Linked DNA regions of Homo sapiens: regions 2, 3 and 4 are each linked to region 1. A link is a contact called in ENCODE Hi-C or POLR2A ChIA-PET data. All regions are on one chromosome and are shown on one strand. The core of a region is the stretch at or near the end of the contact, and the rest is flanking DNA. Distances in the headings are between cores, read along the strand shown.

The links. A loop is a pair of places that touch in the nucleus more often than their neighbours do. ChIA-PET counts read pairs that join two places held with the same protein, here RNA polymerase II (POLR2A). Pooled maps may share reads with other maps.
Region 2: a loop to region 1 is called in a map of CD4-positive, alpha-beta T cell, with 6 times the contacts of the local background. The contact joins the promoter of LINC03110 here to the promoter of LMAN1 in region 1. A Hi-C loop is called at or near these places in 1 of 168 maps with a recorded cell type or tissue (CD4-positive, alpha-beta T cell) and 6 of 50 pooled maps. POLR2A ChIA-PET finds 5 or more read pairs at or near these places in 3 of 52 experiments (HEK293, activated T-cell and naive thymus-derived CD8-positive, alpha-beta T cell).
Region 3: a loop to region 1 is called in a pooled map, with 3 times the contacts of the local background. The contact joins the enhancer-like site here to the promoter of LMAN1 in region 1. A Hi-C loop is called at or near these places in 1 of 37 single-sample maps with no recorded cell type and 4 of 50 pooled maps. POLR2A ChIA-PET finds 5 or more read pairs at or near these places in 2 of 52 experiments (activated CD4-positive, alpha-beta T cell and naive thymus-derived CD4-positive, alpha-beta T cell).
Region 4: a loop to region 1 is called in a pooled map, with 4 times the contacts of the local background. The contact joins the enhancer-like site here to the promoter of LMAN1 in region 1. A Hi-C loop is called at or near these places in 1 of 37 single-sample maps with no recorded cell type and 3 of 50 pooled maps. POLR2A ChIA-PET finds 5 or more read pairs at or near these places in 2 of 52 experiments (HEK293 and activated CD4-positive, alpha-beta T cell).

Annotation. Positions count from the first base shown.
Region 1 is chr18:59,357,267-59,361,491 of GRCh38, forward strand. It overlaps LMAN1 (lectin, mannose binding 1), which reads right to left and starts at 1,999. Exons shown (of 13, transcript NM_005570.4): 1 at 1,765-1,999. The coding sequence starts at 1,978. RefSeq lists enhancers at 1,414-1,513, 1,524-1,573, 1,764-1,953 and a silencer at 1,984-2,283.
Region 2 is chr18:58,656,309-58,660,533 of GRCh38, forward strand. LINC03110 (long intergenic non-protein coding RNA 3110) reads left to right here and starts at 2,231. Exons shown (of 4, transcript NR_187442.1): 1 at 2,231-2,323; 2 at 3,555-3,705; 3 at 4,124-4,225.
Region 3 is chr18:58,766,367-58,770,591 of GRCh38, forward strand. The region is part of intron 1 of LOC105372146 (a long non-coding RNA gene); the gene reads right to left. Among named protein-coding and RNA genes, the nearest start is that of LINC01926, 45 kb to the right of the region's middle. RefSeq lists a silencer at 2,176-2,325 and an enhancer at 2,406-2,555. Within about 2 kb of position 2,230, at least 6 of the 41 ENCODE cell types and tissues checked have a DNase peak (open chromatin) inside an H3K27ac peak, as active enhancers do.
Region 4 is chr18:59,921,100-59,925,324 of GRCh38, forward strand. No RefSeq gene overlaps it. Among named protein-coding and RNA genes, the nearest start is that of PMAIP1, 23 kb to the left of the region's middle. RefSeq lists an enhancer at 2,489-2,628. Within about 2 kb of position 2,217, at least 4 of the 41 ENCODE cell types and tissues checked have a DNase peak (open chromatin) inside an H3K27ac peak, as active enhancers do.

The DNA.
Region 1 (4,225 bases), core at 749-3,248:
GAATAGATTAGTTGGTTCCGGCTCTGTAAAGGAAGTCAAGGTAGCTGATTTGACTAGTTGATTAACATTCCTAATTGGCTAATGTAGTGTATGTGAGTGTGAGAAAAAGAGAAAAGGGATAGAAGAACAGGCAGGCAGTGGAGAGGTGTAGAAGTGAAAATGTGTGAACAAATCCATCACTACTGAATAATTCATCATCCCACAAATAGAAACAAAAACTCCAAAAACTTGTGTTTGATATCATTTGCATCACCTTTGTGTATCAAGAATAGAGATACCTTGATAACAAATGCCCAGTAATATACCCTTGCTGCATGGGCACATAATAAATGACTGCTGAGTAACGAAATAACTGCACTCTACTTCAACTACTTAATGACTTGGTCATTAAGTCAAATTAAAATCTATACCTTTCAATTACACATTAATTTGAGAGAAATAGCGCTTCCTAAAAGGGTGCTTCCTATTCAGTAATTACTTTCTAGAAATGAAACATTTTGTTTCAAGAACTGGATAATCTAAAGTGATGTATAAAAACCTTATATAAAAGATTACTTATGGGGGAGGTGGGAGGGATAGCATTAGGAGATATACCTAATGTTAAATGACTAGTTAATGGGTGCAGCACACCAACATGGCAAATGTATACATACTAACCAACCTGCACGTTGTGCACATGTACCCTAAACCTTATAGTAAAAAAAAAAAAAAAAAAAAAGATTAATCACACACAAAGATAGAATTCAAACTGCCAGAGCTCCTCATCTCATATAAAGGCATTTGCCACTTGTTCAACGGGTATATCTGATGGTCACTGAACAGAGCTTATGTCATGCCAAGTGCTACGATTGACTCCTTAGTCAGCAGTGACACATCAGCACTAAAAAGTGCAGATATGTTTTCTTTCACGTAAGTAAATGCTCTAGCAAGGCTCTCTTATCTACAAAAGTGCCAAACACAGAGAGTGAATAAAATATGAACCCAAGATTATTTCAATGCTTCCAATTTTTTTAAAGGGCTAAAAATGTAATGCTATTCTTAGTCTCAGGTTCAGAAACAATCAATCCCTAAAAATATATCCCTTCTCCTAAAAAGTTACATAATGTGTTACTACGAGAGAAAAGATCAAAGACCACACCAAGTCACTGAGAGGAAAATGTGTAGTTCCAACAGTATAAGAATGTCTTCTGACATACAAAGACTTAAAAAATTACTCTAATACTACTATATGCCATCTCAGGAGCCGTCAGTGGGCATGGGGTTCAAGCGAAGCATTAACCATTGCTAACACCGGAGCAAAGAAATCGGGGATCGGGGGTGGGGGGTGGAAGCGGGAAAGGAAGTAAGGGGGCTTCTAGAACATGTCTCAGGTTGGGATGGCTGGGGGTAGGGCACATTTCTCCTAGAGACGTGGCGTTGTGAAACATGATACCTAGAAGCAAGTTTGAGTGCTAGGAAGTGTAGGAGGTAACCAAACACCTCTAGATCCAACGGAAAGTACCGACGAGATCAAAGAAGGGAAGACAGCAGGCGGGTGAGAGAGAACAGAATGGGTGAGGGAAAGACTCGGGGACAAGCGGAGGGAACCGTGCGAACCAGGAGGGACCCGGCGGAGGGGCTGCCAGGAGGGTCCCCTCCACAGCGCATATGGTGTGCAGCTGCTGGAACGGGAACCTCAGCACACCAGGGTAGCCGCGGATGAAAGGCGAAGAGGCAGCAGAAGGGGGAGAGGAACCCGGCCCCCAGCCCTCTGCTCCGGCTTACTCCCCGCGTGGGCCCAGAAGGGCACGGTCCCGTCGCTCTGCACCAGGTGCGGCCCCTTGAAGCTGTATTTGTACTCGAAACGGCGATGTGGCAACGCGACCGCGGGGTCTCCTCCCACGCCGTCGCCCCGGACGAAGCGACCGAGTGACAGCAGCAAGGCGCAGAACAGCGGCCGAACTCTGGCCCGGAGACCCCTTTGCCTGGATCCCGCCATCTTGGATTCTGGAACGCGGAGGAGGGCGGGAGAGGGAGGGGCGCGGATGGCTGCGGATGGCCAACAGGGCGCTCGCTGATTGGCAGAGCCCGGGGGACCCCCAAGGGCAAGGGGTGAGCCCCGCCCCCGGCCTCCGCTTTCCGCGCGGCCGCACGGCCAGGAGCAGCTGTGGGCGGGGCCACGCGCAGGGGGCGGGTCTGGGGCGGTGCGGTCCTTCGGCCCCGCCCACCCTCCGGGGGTGGGGAAAGGACTCCAACCTTCGCTTCCCGCGCGGCAGAGTGCGGGAAGCGCCGATGGGTCCTTACCTGCAGGGAGCTTTCTCCGGCTTCTTAGAATACCTGGGAGCAGGAATTGGCTAGCCCTAAGACCTCTGGACCCAGCCTGTACAAAACCTTTTTAGTATATTAGAAGAAAGGTGTTCCTTTTGATGTGACATCAGTTTTTCAGTGGCACAATCCCGAATGCTTATGGTCCCAGCCCACTGAGCTCTACCAAGCTATGTTAGAGCGTTGCAAACTAGAAACCAGCACCCACGGGGTTGTAGGATGCCTTAGGATTTATAAGTTGGTGTCGGAAAGAGGGTTTCTGTGAATTTGTCAGCCAGCCTTTACATCTCAAAATTTAATTCCAAGAGCTTTCCAAATTTTGAAACCATGGCAAGAGTGCATTCAAATGAAACTGACTTTGGTTTGGTTTGGTTTTGGTGAGAGGGATAATGTGCTATGGACCCAGGCGTCTGTAGAACCTGGACATTTGATATAGGATCGGTCTTCCACTCAATGAATACGTTCTATATTTTAAAGGGGACTCCTCTTTCCCTTGCTTAGGAAAAAATATCGTCAAAATATTCATGGTAATCCAAAGTTTTGTTTTTTCAAAAATGTGTCATGATGAGTTTTTCAAGTCCAAGAAACAGCAGTATGATTTATATTGTTTTTACACATGGCTTTTTATTAGCTCTGTTCGTGTGGGCTACATGAACGCCACACTAGCCCTAGGGACTCAATACCCGCATTACTTAAACTTATTTTTCATTAACTTCCCAGTTTTGGAAGTTGAATCCCATCTTCGGATTCATGGGCCATTACTGTTAAATCTCTTTCTAGTGCTCAAATAAAACCTTCAAGTTGAATATGGATTTAAGGCTTTCCGCCTGCTAGTCTCGAGATGTAATTTAAATGAAAGTACCATACTTACTGCTATCTCAGCAGCAGCAGTAACAAACATTTATCCACTGTATGGTGTATGTGCGTCATTGCCCTGGACTCTCCATGGTTTTCAACCCATAGGATTTAATCATTTTATTTTCTTTGGTTCTCTCATTGCTCTGGCAACCAGCTCTATGCCTTGCACAGAGTGAAGATTCCATAAATATTTGTTAAACAAACATTAATGTTATAAAAATGGCAAACACTTACTGAGTGCTTTCTGTGTGTAACTGCACTAAGCCTTCAACATATGTTAACTTATTGAATGCTGACAGCAGCCCTCTAAGGTAGATGCCATTAATATTTCCATTTACAGATGAGGAAACAGAAGCATAGATTAAATAATTTGCCCAATGTCACACAGTAAGTGGCAGAGGTAGGTTTCAATTCCAGCCATTCTATCATTGAAGCCTTCAATCTTAAGAACCGTTTTATGTTAAACATTATGTATATTAAGTATTTTCAATTCATTACGCATGATTTGAACTCATGAGGGACCTGAATTTCAAGCATAATACAAGTAAATATTTGTAATTTTGCTGAACCATAAATGTAAATCTTTATGTTCTGTGAAGCTGTTTCTTAAAAAAAAAACTGTTTTATTGAAGCATATTATATAGAGAAAATTATGCCAGCCTTAAGAATGTAACTCAATGAATTTTTCCCAAAATGAATACCTCCCATGCAACCAGCATCCAGATTTTTTTTTTAAAAAACACACATTTCTAGAGTTAATGGGTGCAGCACACCAACATGGCACATGTATACATATGTAACAAACCTGCACGTTGTGCACATGTACCCTAGAACTTAAAGTATAATAAAAAAAAATTTCTACTGGGTATGTAACTAGGAGTAGAGTTGCTGGGTCATAGTAGATCCTGCCAAATTTTCAGAGTGGTTGTGCTAATTTACACTGCCATCAGCAGTATGTGAGGGCTTCAGCTGTCTGACTTTTTTTGTTAGCTTGTAGAAACTCTTTATTCTGAATACCTGTCTCTGCTTGGATATATACATATAGCGAATATTTGCACCCACT
Region 2 (4,225 bases), core at 981-3,480, 700 kb before region 1:
GAAACAGCCTACCTCCTTCCTTCCTCACTGCAGGCTTCTCATCTGAGCTCGGGAAAGGAGGAGCCTCCTAGATTTGATTATGTGATGATTACCCAAGATTGGACATTTTAATTACTAATTGCAAGACCTTTTTATTGCACATGAATAAATGGAATAGTCATATTGTCCCAAATTTAATCGAGGGTGGGACAAAGACTAATTCCACAGAATACATTTAAAGCAATAGTGGGAGTTAAAAGTAAAATTGCATTATAATTAGACCCTCCAAGTCCTGCCTGTTTAACTTAAGGTTGCTCACACTACTGAGGCGAGATAGAAAAGTAGTTGGTGAATTTCAATTGGAAAAGTGTAGCCATGGGAAGGAACCTAGGAGTCTCATCTCTCTCCTGAAGTTAATCTGCCCAATGTCTCAAAGGCCTCAAGAACTGTTCTCAGGGAAGTATTAGAATGCAAATAAAACCACCATTCTACTTTTGACTAGAAATCCTCTGGTGGTTGCCTGAGATGGGGAGGTATTGTTTAATGGGTATAGAGTTTCAGTTGGGGAAGATGAAAAAGTTCTGGAGATGAATGGTGATGTCACAACAATGTGAATGTACTTAATGCCACTAAATTGCACGCTAAAAAATGTTAAAATGGAAAATCTTATGTATTGTATATTTCATCACAATAAAAAAATAGCATAGGATGATTGTTTATCCACTGGGAAAATAAAATAAAATAATCATTATTACCTCTAAAACCAAAATAAAACCCTGATGGATGCTTTGCCAGTTAAAGCATCTTCAGAAAGATGACAAGAAGTTAGACACTGTATCCACAGGAACAATTTGGCTTAGGCAGAAAAGGGAGATTTGTAGGCTCACCCAACTGAACTGCAGGAAAGGTGGGTATGAGCTGGACCTCAGGACTGACCACACCTGGGACTGGAACACCACCCGCCCTTTCTCTGTCTCTTGTTTCTGCTTCTCTCAGTGCACCAGCCACTCTCTCCCACCACAGACTGGCTTCTTCTGCACAGCCTGTGGGACATGGCCACCGAACAGCTCAGACTCATACCTCACAGGTTTGCCACCTGAGCAAACCCAAGATCTTCCATCTGGTTGAAGGTCAGAAGTCTCAGGACTGAATTTGGGGAACATGCCTATCTGTAGCCAATCACTGAGTTAGGGAAGCAGATCAGTCAGAAACTGGGGGATCCCATTAAACCACACTGTGGAAAGCAGTATTCCTGAGAACAGAGTGCTACTCCACTCTAGGCAGACAAAGCAGTAGCCACCAGCTATCTGCACAGTCCTTCCCTTCTCTGGAACAGATCCCAAACAGTGCTGGGAAGACCTCAGCAGCACAGTTGGACCACCTATGTGCTCCTTCCGCCCTCATTACTTGTACATCCTGGATCCCTGGATTTCTTAGCTAATGCTGGGTTGGCAGAAATGAGGGGGAGGGGAGCAGTAGAATCCTGCCCTAAATTGCAGCCAGTCATCTGAGGTCATTTTTTCCTTGTCAATGCTATATCCCCAGAGGGTTGGACCCTTCTCTATTCTGTTATGCTTTATTCAGACAATTTCTAGAACAATGTTGGCCAGTATAGATGATTCCCGTCATTTTATCTCTACTACCTAGGTCCAAAGATTCCCCCCACAACCTTGTGAATCTCTGACTCAGTGTTATTAGTCTTAAAAACCCAGGTGCTGAACCAGACTATGCTGTGCTCCTCTTTGGAGTGAATCTTGGATTATCAAATAATCAAATAATGGCTAAGATCAGCCCTTGTTTCCCCATGTCCCTGCTTAGTGCCAGCTCTGTCTTCATCCCCTCCCAGGCTTGGCCACCCTTCTGCTGAGATGCACCCTAGCATGTTGCCCATAAAGGAATGTGAAAAAAGTATCTACACTTCTGAAGATAGTGTGCTCCACCCTTCAAAGCTTTAGGAAGATAAATTTAGACATAAAACAGGAAGTATTTCTCTGTGTGGCTAAGAGTGATCTAAGAGAAGTTATTTCCTCAAGATATTTTGAAGCTGTAGTGTGGGGAAACAGTTCTCAAACCCCAGTGTGGATCAGGATCACCTGGAGGGCTTACTAAGCTACATATTGTTGGGTCCACCCCAGAGTTTCGATTCAGTCGATCAGGGGATCAGAGGTGGGGCCTAAGAATTTGCATGTTTTTAACTCTTTTTTTTTTTTTTTTTTTTTGAGATGGAGTCTCGCTCTGTCACCCAGGCTGGAGTACAGTGGCAAGATCTCGACTCACTGCAACCTCTGCCTGCCGGGTTCAAGCAATTCTCCTGGCTCAGCCTCCCAAGTAGCTGGGATTACAGGTGCGTGCTGCCATACCCGGCTAATTTTTTATATTTTTGGTAGAGACAGGGTTTCGTCATGTTGGCCAGGCTGGTCTCAAACTCCTGACCTCAAGTGATCAGCCCACCTCAGCCTCCCAAAGTGCTGGGATTACAGGTGTGAGCCACCACACCCAGCCAGAATTTACATTTTTCAAAAGGTCCCTGATGTTGCTGAGGCAGGACCACACTTTAAGAACCACTATAGTAGAGGTTTAGGAAGAGACAGAGAAAAATCTCTCCAGGCTACAAGACTGTCTGATGCTGAAGGTCTTGGCCTAGGTCAGCTAAGGTGCTCTTTAGGGTTGATATTCTGTGATTGTTAAACAGGTGACTAAATATGTATCTGTGTCAAGCTACTCTTATTATCATTAAACAGTTCTTGACTGCTTACTTTATTAAAATATAAGAATTTCCAAGAGCTTCGGACCTCTGATCTATATATAACAGAACTTCATTAAGTATAACTCACTAAGTCACTTAGTGAAAAGCTTGAACTACAGAATAGTCTAACTAATTGCCCTTTCAAATAGGCATTTAACAATAATTTCAACTAGCCTCCTACAAAACTGTTTCACAGCAAAGCTTTCACTGATGTTTTTGCAAAATGAATTTAATTACTAATTATCATATAAGGATTAGCATATAGCTGATATGTAAATGTCTTAGGTATGATTTAAACTGTTGAGTCAACTGAACATGTACCTTCCTCTCCCACTTCCTCCAACAAATAAATCTTACTTGTATTTTAATTTAATACTGTGTCCATTCTTCTGAAATAGCTGTTTATTCTGAACATCTAATTTTAGACATATAACTAATATGGTACAATTTTCAACTGCCGGTTATTTAAATGCTGCCCCCTCCCTGACACAAATAAATCTTATTTACATATTATTTGCTTCATAAGTATTCCACCATCCTGCAGTCACTGTGATCATTGTCCCCAGCTAGTCTTTGATCTGTGATAATTGTCCACAGGTAGTCTTTGATCATATGTTCTCCTGTCTGGAGGAACTAATATGTCCTTCCAACTCTGCCCAGCCTTCAGGTACAATTTAGGCCCCTACTTTTCTCTTAGGCTTTCTTCAGCCACTGTAACTTTTTTAAGTTTCTCCCTTATCCAAAGTCCCTTACTACTTAGAACCTCGGAAGTAAAGGGACCTCAGAGAACATCCAGTCCACGCTGCCCTCTGTTTAAATGTGTCTACAGTGTACCACACCAAGGAACTCCCACACTCTGAATGAACAGCCCAGTGATCAGGAGCTTTGAATCAATTCTTGGCACCTAACAGTTTGTGAAGAGTCTGCTAAACTCCCTCTATCAGAAATCCCAGAGGACTGAGAACAGGTCATCCTTGGAGGTATGTAATACAGTATTTAACCACCTTTCTACCTGAGTGTGCTTACCTGCAAAGGGTAATGTCGATATTAACCGAGAATGATCATGGTTGTCACATTTAAACTAATAATAATAAAGTACACAATTTATTATGCAGAAAGAATCATGCCTTCATAATCAGTCTTCACAAAGATTCCTTTAACTCTCTGCACCCACCATTCCTAATCCTGGAAAATTATTTCTCTTTGCTCTTTGCTCATCCATAGGCTCTTTGACAAAAGTCTCCAGAAAACTACTGAACTACACACATCAACAATAAAGAAGTCCTAATGTCCAAAACCTTGCTTGTCACTTTTTTGTTTGTATAATTTATCTCCACAACTAGATCATAGGCTTCTAGAAAACATGAGTTCTGTTTTAAATTTTGTGCCCCTTGGCAGCTGTATCTGAATGGAGTCAGGATCTGGAAGCCCAAGTCTCCTTGTCAATGTCTGCTTGGTTCCCAAGGACACCTGTAAATGGAAGAGGGGCATAGTACACAG
Region 3 (4,225 bases), core at 980-3,479, 590 kb before region 1:
TGTTGCCCAGGCTGGTCTCCAAATCCTAGAATCAAGGGATCCACCCACCTTGGCCTCCCAAAGTGCTGGGATTACAGGCATCAGAGCCACTGCACCCAGTCCACTTTTACTAACTCTGAAAGTGTTTCAATCCCAACACTTTTCTCCTAAAAACAAAAAACCATCCTCGTCAATGTTTCCATATGGCCTCAATTTGGTGACATTCAAAGAACCTTTTCTGAAGCCATCCCTGAAGACTCTCCTCTTGCAGTTCTCCACTTTATTCTCCAACCTGGCAGCCTGTTGCTTTCATTCCCAGCATTTTTCTCATGCAAAGTTGTATAATTGTGAACGTGTTTTTTGCCTTCTTTCACTCTAAGCTCTGTGGGCAGACATCATGTGTCCTCGTCCCTGACACAGTCCCTGACGCTCAGTGGATGTTTACTGAGTGAATAAATGAGGGAATGGATGTGCAAGAGAGTTCAAGAACTTGAAAAAAGTTCAAGGGATCAGTAATGTATACACTCAGGAAAATTTTTAAAAGCTAGAAAGATCTGATAGTAAAAGGAGAGGCAAAAAAACTGGATAACCTGGAAAGAAAATGAGCAAATAAAAAATCATTTACATTACGATACCTGGAAGGATAGGTGGGCGTTGTCAGAAGGTGGAATACTGAAGTGTAAGATTTCGAAAACACTTCTGCTAGTGTAAGTGCTGGCCAGTTCTGGGGTGGTCATGAGTGGGGGTGGATTGAGTAAATTGGAAGTGAAGGTCACTGGGATTCAGATCGAGGAACTGATCTGAGGTTGCTGGATAGGTTGCTCAAATGGCTATTCAAGTCATCAGATGAACAGGAGAAGTTGAAGTCAAAGGGAAGACGTTGCAGTGAGTACAGTGGCACGTGCCTGTAGTCCCAGCTACTAGGGAGGCTGAGGCAGGAGGATCCCTTGAGGCCAGGAGTTCGAGGCTGCAGTGAGCCATGACCACTCCTGTGAACAGCCACTGCACTCCAGCCTGGGCAACATACTGAGATACCCCACATTTTCAGTGAATAATCTTGACTAACACTTATAAAGTGCCTACTATGTGCCAGATACTATTCTAAGTGCTTTGCATATATTTATATATTCTATATACAAATAATATTAACAACAACCCTATGAAGCATATTACTGTTATCATCCCCAGTTTATAGATGAAAAATTGAGGCAAGAGAGGAAACTCTGGGGCTTGGCGAGGTGGCTCACGCCTGTAATCCCAGCACTGTGAGAGGCCAAGACAGGCAGATCATCTGAGGTCAAGAGTTCAAGACCAGTCTGGCCAACATGGTGAAACCCCATCTCTACTAAAAATACAAAAAAATTAGCCAGGCGTGGTAGTGTGCAGCTGTAATCCCAGCTACTTGGGAGGCTGAGGCAGGAGAACTGCTTGAACCTGGGAGGCGGAGGTTACAACCAGCAGAGATCGCACCACTGTACTCCAGCCTGGGCGACAGAGCAAGACTCCATCTTAAAAAAAAAAAAAAAGAGAGAGAGAGAGAGAGAGGAAACTCGGCCAAGGTCAGACAGCTAGCAAATAGTAGAGCTGGGAAAGGACTCCGGCTGTGTGGCTCCAGAGCGCAAGGCCTCTGGTCTCGACAGGAAGATGACAGACATAAGAGACCATAATGCTGGGGGTTAAAAGGTGGAAGAGAAGCAGGAACCAGATCTGAAGTCCTTTGTATTTCATGCTGAGTTTTGTAATGACCCTCTTGGCAATTGGCAGACTTTGAAGGAGGTCAGGCCAGGGCATGACAGAATCAGATTAATGTTCTGGAAAGATCTGTCTGGCTGCAGAGTCAGACGGGAATGAATGGTCTGGAGGCGGGAGGGCCCTTCAGAGCCTCTTGCAACAAAGAGGGACTGATAGTGGGCAGGCGCCTACACCTCTGCTTTGGAAAGGAAATGGGGCAGGTGGCAATGTCGGAAAAGGAGCCCAGGACGGCACAGCCTGCAGGAGCCGCAGCCGCCCCATGGGGACAGTTCGAGCTCACCCGGTCCCTAGGCAAGAGAGCACAGTCCTGGCCACCTAGCCCAGAGGGCATGATGGGCCCAGCGAGAAACCCTGGGGCCCCCGCGCGGGGACTGCTCGAAGTCCGCCCGGGGGCCTTGGGAGCTGGGTGCACCCCTTAGAGGAGCCCGGCTTCGTGGGCCCCAGCCTGGCCTTGGGTCTCCCTTCGCCTTCTGAGCTCGGGGCCGGCCGGGAGCTGGGTACCCAGCAGAGGGCAGCACAGGCTTGCGTTCGTCCCGGTCTGAGCGCCGTCTGCACCTGCCCGGGGCCCTGCAGCTGCGCAGCGCACGGAGCAGTGGTGCGCTCTCACCCACCCGCGAGCTCCCACGCACATCCAGGTCCTCCCCGTCCAGCTCGTGGCTCAATACAATACCTAGAAGGCCTGGGGGCCCTCAGGAAGACCGAGGGACAGCAGCCAGCGCGGCTGGGATGACAGCCAGACTCGGGCATGCATCAACAGGCCAGGACAAGTGGCCGGCTCCCTCCTCTCCCATGCCCATGCCTGTGATGCTGCCAAAGGGCAGAGAAATATCAAAAAGCTCCACCGAATCTCCTGGGAGGGAGGCCCCTGCCTTGAGAACAGTCAACCAGATACCCATCTGGGGCCCCTGGGGCAGGGGGCAGGGCACGGAAGCAAAAGCGTTTAGATTCTAGCGGAGTTTTGAAAACTACCCACCCAGCAGGGAAAAACAAAAAGGACTGAAATCCTGGCAGGGAGCTTCCCTGACTCTGGCCTCTCCAAACTGGATGTCAAATCATGAATAGAGGTCCCTAGGTCCCTCCTACTCTAGTTTTTTGTTTTTATAATTGCGGCTTTTTTAACTATTATTTTTAATTCTTGTAAAACATAACATTTGCCATGTTAACCATTTTTAAGTATACAGTTCTATTTTGCATTGTTCCCACTCTCGATTTTTACTGGGATTTCTCACGTACAGAATGAGACACTGAGAAACACTATAAGGAAAAGACAGACCTGGAGACTGAGGAAAGTACATTGGGAATTCTAAGGTGGGCGTGAGAGGTTTTGCAGCCGCTGTGCCTTACGAACTTTCCAGGGCACCTCTGTCCTGAGGGCTTCCACTCTGTACATCCGTCATGCCACCCTCCACGCCCTCCCCATACACAGCCCAGACAGAACCCATGGCTCATCTGGGAGTGGTCAGTGAGCACCCCAAAGGGATCCCTGCCCATATTCAGAAACGGGAACAAGGCTATTTGAAAACTTTGCAATGTTATGGCAGAAATAATCTTTGCAGGATGTAAATGAAAAGTTCCAAGCAATTACGACAAATTTTTGAGCAATTAATGCACTGGGTCTTTAGCCTTCAATGAGCTGGAAAGCTGAGCAAGACAGAACTTGAACCCCTAATAATTATAACAGCTAATACTTACAGAGCGCTATGAGCCTGGCACAGTGCTAACCATTTTACTCATTCAGGTCTTTGCAGTGGAAATGCTGCTATTATCCCTGTTTTACAGAGGAGAAAATCAAAGCCCTGAGGGCTAGCTGGCTTGCTCAAGGTCACAGGGGAAGTAAATGGTGGGGCCTGGATTTGGACCCAGGCAGACTGGCTCCAATAACATGGCTTATGATGGCACCCTTGCCTGATGCTGTGCTGGGAGCTGTATAGACTGAGCCAGTTCCCACTCTGGGAGGCTCAGAAGCTTGTGGAAGGGTGAGTCTGCTAATTTTTTTCTTGGTTTTGGTTTGAGATGGGGTCTCACACTGTCACCCAGGCTGGAGCACAGTGGTGCAATCATGGCTCACTGCAGCCTCAAACTCCCAGGGTCAAGCCATCCTCCCACCTCAGCCTCCAGAGTAGCTGGGACTACAGGTGCATGCCACCATGCTCTAGCTAATTTTAACATTTTTTGTAGAGACAGGGTTTTGCCATGTTGCCCAGGCTGGTCTCAAAATCCTGGCTTCAAGCAATCCTCCTGCCTCGACCTCCCAAAGTGCTAGGATTACAGGTGGGAGTCACTGCACCTAGCCCAGTCCGTCAACTTTGAATAATGTCAGAGTCACTGGTCTTGGGGACCTAGAATTGCCCTAAATCTCTCCATTTTGACAGTAAAATTTCACATGAATACTTTAACAAGGCTTATCAATGCAACCACAGGCTGTCTACGTGCATTCACCAACAATCCTCTTTCCACCAGTCCTTCTGTTTCAGCCTTAGTACACACACACAAA
Region 4 (4,225 bases), core at 967-3,466, 560 kb after region 1:
GTAGTTTAATTACAAAGACTAACCAAGCCTTATTTCATTCCAGATGTTCTGAATTTTGACGTTTTACTTAAAGCATTTGAACAGTGGAGTCAGCCTAATTTGAAGTCTATACTTACCGTTATGAATGTTTAGCATTATCAGGTAACCCTTATCCAAATATTTTGGGAAAGTAAACCCTAAAAGGAAACCCATTATACACCGTAAGCTGCTCTTTATGTGTCTAATGCCCTGACAATACAACAACTTTATTCACATGATCACTCATTAATTTATTAATAAAATATTTATTCACCACCTACTACATGCTGTACATCCAGTTTCTGTCTCAGTTTGAACCTTGAACTTCCATGCTGTTGTTCTCGTGAGTTTTCATCATGATGATATAGTATGTCTGTCAAGCAGAAGCTGTGGTTTGTGGTTGTGGTGGGGGTGAGGGAAGATGGCTAGGTTCAGAGCTGGTAGGTATATTTTTATGATGAAGCCCATGATCAGTTTTGAAGTGGGAACAGTCTTGGACTCAGAGATAGAACAGGGTTCTTGTTCCAAGCGCTGCAACTTACTTGCTGAGAGATGGTGGAAAGTCACTCCTTCTCCAGATGTCAATTTCCATGTCTGGAAAATGTTAGGTTGGGTGGGGGTAATTCCTTAGCTCTCATGAATGATTCATCATCTTGGCCAATTTTCTTGTCATTTGCCACCTAATTTATAAGTTGAATGCAGGGGAAAGAACCAAACCAAACCACCTGCTTACCCAACCAACCCAACCAGTAAAGCCATGTCCTGGCAACACTTCTTGTCTCCTGCTCAGATTTTCTGGTATTCCAGCAGTAGAAAACAGTTCTTCATGCTGCTTTGTGTTTGTTTGTGCTGATCTTTGGCTATTTCTGAATTGGAGGAAGATTCTCTGGACTTTTTTAGAGCCTCCCACTGGCAAAGAAGGGCAAAAAAATCTGAGGATATAACCTACCCCAAACAATACTCAGAGTTGGGGTCAAAATATTGATAGTCACTTGGTGGCTTCCTGATATCTCAAATCCAATATTTTTTGTTTTTGTTTGTTTGAGACAGGGTCTCTATCGCGCAGCCTGGAGTGCAGTGGCACAATCTTGGCTCACTGCAACCTCCACCTCTTAGGTTCAAGCAGTTCTACTGCCTTAGGCTCCCAAGTAGCTGGAATTACAGGTGCATGCCACCATCCCTGGCTAATTTTTGTAATTTTAGTAGAGATGAGCTTTCCCCACGTTGGCCAGGTTGGTCTCGAACTCCAGATCTCAAGTGATCCACCCACCTCGGCCTCCTCCCAAAGTGTTGGGATTACAGGAGTGAGACACCACGCCTGGCCCAAAATGTCTTAAATTAAGAGCATTTTAGGCTATTTTGTTCTTGAAGCTTGGTCAGTTACTGCTACTTGTACATCATTTCAAGTTTTTAATTATTTAAACATAAACCATGAGTTTGACTTTTATTTAGGTCAACTTTCTATGAAACAGAGGGAAATAAGCCACTCTGAATTGGCTAATAGTTTAATTCTATGTCAAATGTAGAATTTCTTTTCTTTTCTTTTCTTTTTGAGACAGAGTTTCACTCTTCTTGCCCATGCTGGAGTGCGATGGTGCGATCTTGGCTCACCGCAACCTCCGCCTCCCGGGTTCAAGTGATTCTCCTGCCTCAGCCTGCTGAGTAGCTGGGATTACAGGCATGCACCACCACACCCGGCTAATTTTGCATTTTTAGTAGAGACAGGGTTTCTCCATGTTGGTCAGGCTGGTCTCGAGCTCCCAACCTCAGGTGATCCACCTGCCTCAGCCTCCCAAAATGCTGGGATTACGGGTGTGAGCCATCATGCCCGGTCTCTTTTTTTTTTTTTTTTTTTTTTTTGAGATGGAGTCTCTCTCTGTCATCCTGGCTGGAGTACAGTGGTGCGATCTTGGCTCACTGCTACCTCCGCCTCCCAGGTTCAAGCAATTCTCGTGCCTCAGCCTCCTGAGTAGCTAGGATTACAGGCACATGCCACCATGCCTGGCTAAGTTTTGTATTTTTAGTAGAGACGGGTGTCACCATGTTGGCCAGGCTGGCAAATGTAGAATTTCTAAGCTGTGCTTGATATTGTTTTGTCATCTAAACAGGAGATTTTTCCACAATGGTAGCTTCAACCTGAACACCCAAGATGACATGTGCCTTTGGAATGTCACCTGACAAGACCACACTTTGTCTGTAAGAGAACACCAGTGTCTGGTAACCCACAAACCTTGTTTGGTCTCTGTGAGGAGTTCTGTTTCACCCGATAGCCGCAGCCTCTCTGTAGAGTACAGTGTGACCACATCAGTCATTGGATTTTGTGCCAGGGATTCCCATGAGAGAACAGATTGCATTTGTCTGTAAATGTTTCCTTAGATAATGTGCAGTTTCTTTGGTTGTTTTTTCCCCAAAAACAAACATAAAAGGGGTGAAAATTTTCCAGCTCTTTATTTTGATGTTTGGCAGGAATATGCTTTGATATATTAAGAGAGGTTTTGGTGTGTGTGATATTCTCTGTTACTCCATGAACCTCCTGCTGCTGGGCAGACAGAAACCAAGCTCTGTTGCCTCAAGGGACAGTTGTCATAGCAGAACCCGAGAAATAAGAATCAAACTCTTGTCTTTTAGTTTTAAAAGCTAACAGCCAGGTGGAAGATGCAAAAGATTGAGAAGAATAGGTGGCCAAGGCGAGTCAGTTTTTCCATCGCTGAAGATAAGATAAATCTACTTGTCCAAGACAGAAAAGACTGGAAGAGGGGAACAGTTTAGTGAGGCTGGGGACAAGGGGACCAATTGAAGCAGGCGCTGTTTGTCTTCACCACCAGGAAGCTGTGATGAGCCTCCATGGATCCTCTACAGACCCCACGCTCTGTTTAGAAGCATTCTTCACCTTCCACATAATTTAGGGTCCTTCTCCTCCGTGGGCTACTTGTGAGCAACACTTGCTTGCACCCCATCTTTTTTCAGCATCTCACTGCTCACTGTGGAGGATTCCCCTTTCAGCAGCCTAGGAAATTTAAGTTGCCAAGAAGCTGCCTTTCCAATTCCTTTTTTCTTCCCTTAAAATCCTAATTTACTGTCTCTGAACAGAAGAATTGTGGGTGCTGGCAGGCCTCTGCTTCTGGTAGTCACTCTTCAACTGACCTCATAGAGATCATAAAGCTCTCAGAATTTGGAGCTTTTTCTTTTTCTTTCTTTTTCTCTCCAGAAATATGCTTACCCAAGAATATGGGGCTAGACCGATTTACCAAACAACTGCAAATTAACTAATTCAGATGTGTTAATTCTGAATTTTTTTTCAGGTACAGATAAGAACCCAAATTATTCATTGCACTTAAAGAAAACATAATTCAAATTAATCATACCACTTAGCATTAATTAATGTACTAGTTCATTGCAGAATCTATTGCCCATGGTCAATTCCACCAAATCAATTTCAGAGGCTGCAAGTCTAGAATTATCTCTCTTCATTTGTACTCTTTCTCCTCACCAGAAGTCAGTATATTAAAACCTGATTTAATTAGATACACTCAACAGGGGATGGTTGAGCTTTCTTTCATTTCGTCAGTGTAGGATTCTGTTATAAATAATCCCAAAATAGAAGTTGTTTAACAAAATTAAAAGTTCATGGGTTGCTCACAAAAAGTCTAATGCTGTTGTTCCTAGTTGAGAGGTCTTCTAGTCTTCTCTCTTCCAAGGGGCCATCTGGGGATCCAGGATCCTTCCATCTTGTGGCTCCATATTTTGGCTTCCAGGTCACTGTTATGCACTGAATTGTATCTTCCCCAGATTCATATGTTGAAACTCTAGCCCGCAGTTCCTCAGAATGTGACTCTATCTGGAAACAGGGCCTTTAAAGATGTGATTAAATTAAAATGAAGCTGTTAGGATGGGCCCTAATCTAATGTGACTGATGTTCTTAGAAGAAGAAGAGGAAATTTGGAGATATAAAGAGACACCGGAGATGTGCTCACAGAGAGGAAAGCCCACGTGAGAACATGGCGAGAGGGCAGCTGTCTGCCTGCTAGTGAGAGAGGCTTTAGGAGAAACCAAACCTGCCAGCACCTGGGTGATGGGCTTCCAGCCCCCAGAACTGTGAGAAAATAAATTTCCGTTCTTTAAGCCCCCCCCAGTCTGTGATATTTTGTCATGGTAGCCCCAGCAAACTAATACCTGCACCTCAGCATCATCCAGGGAATGGATGAGT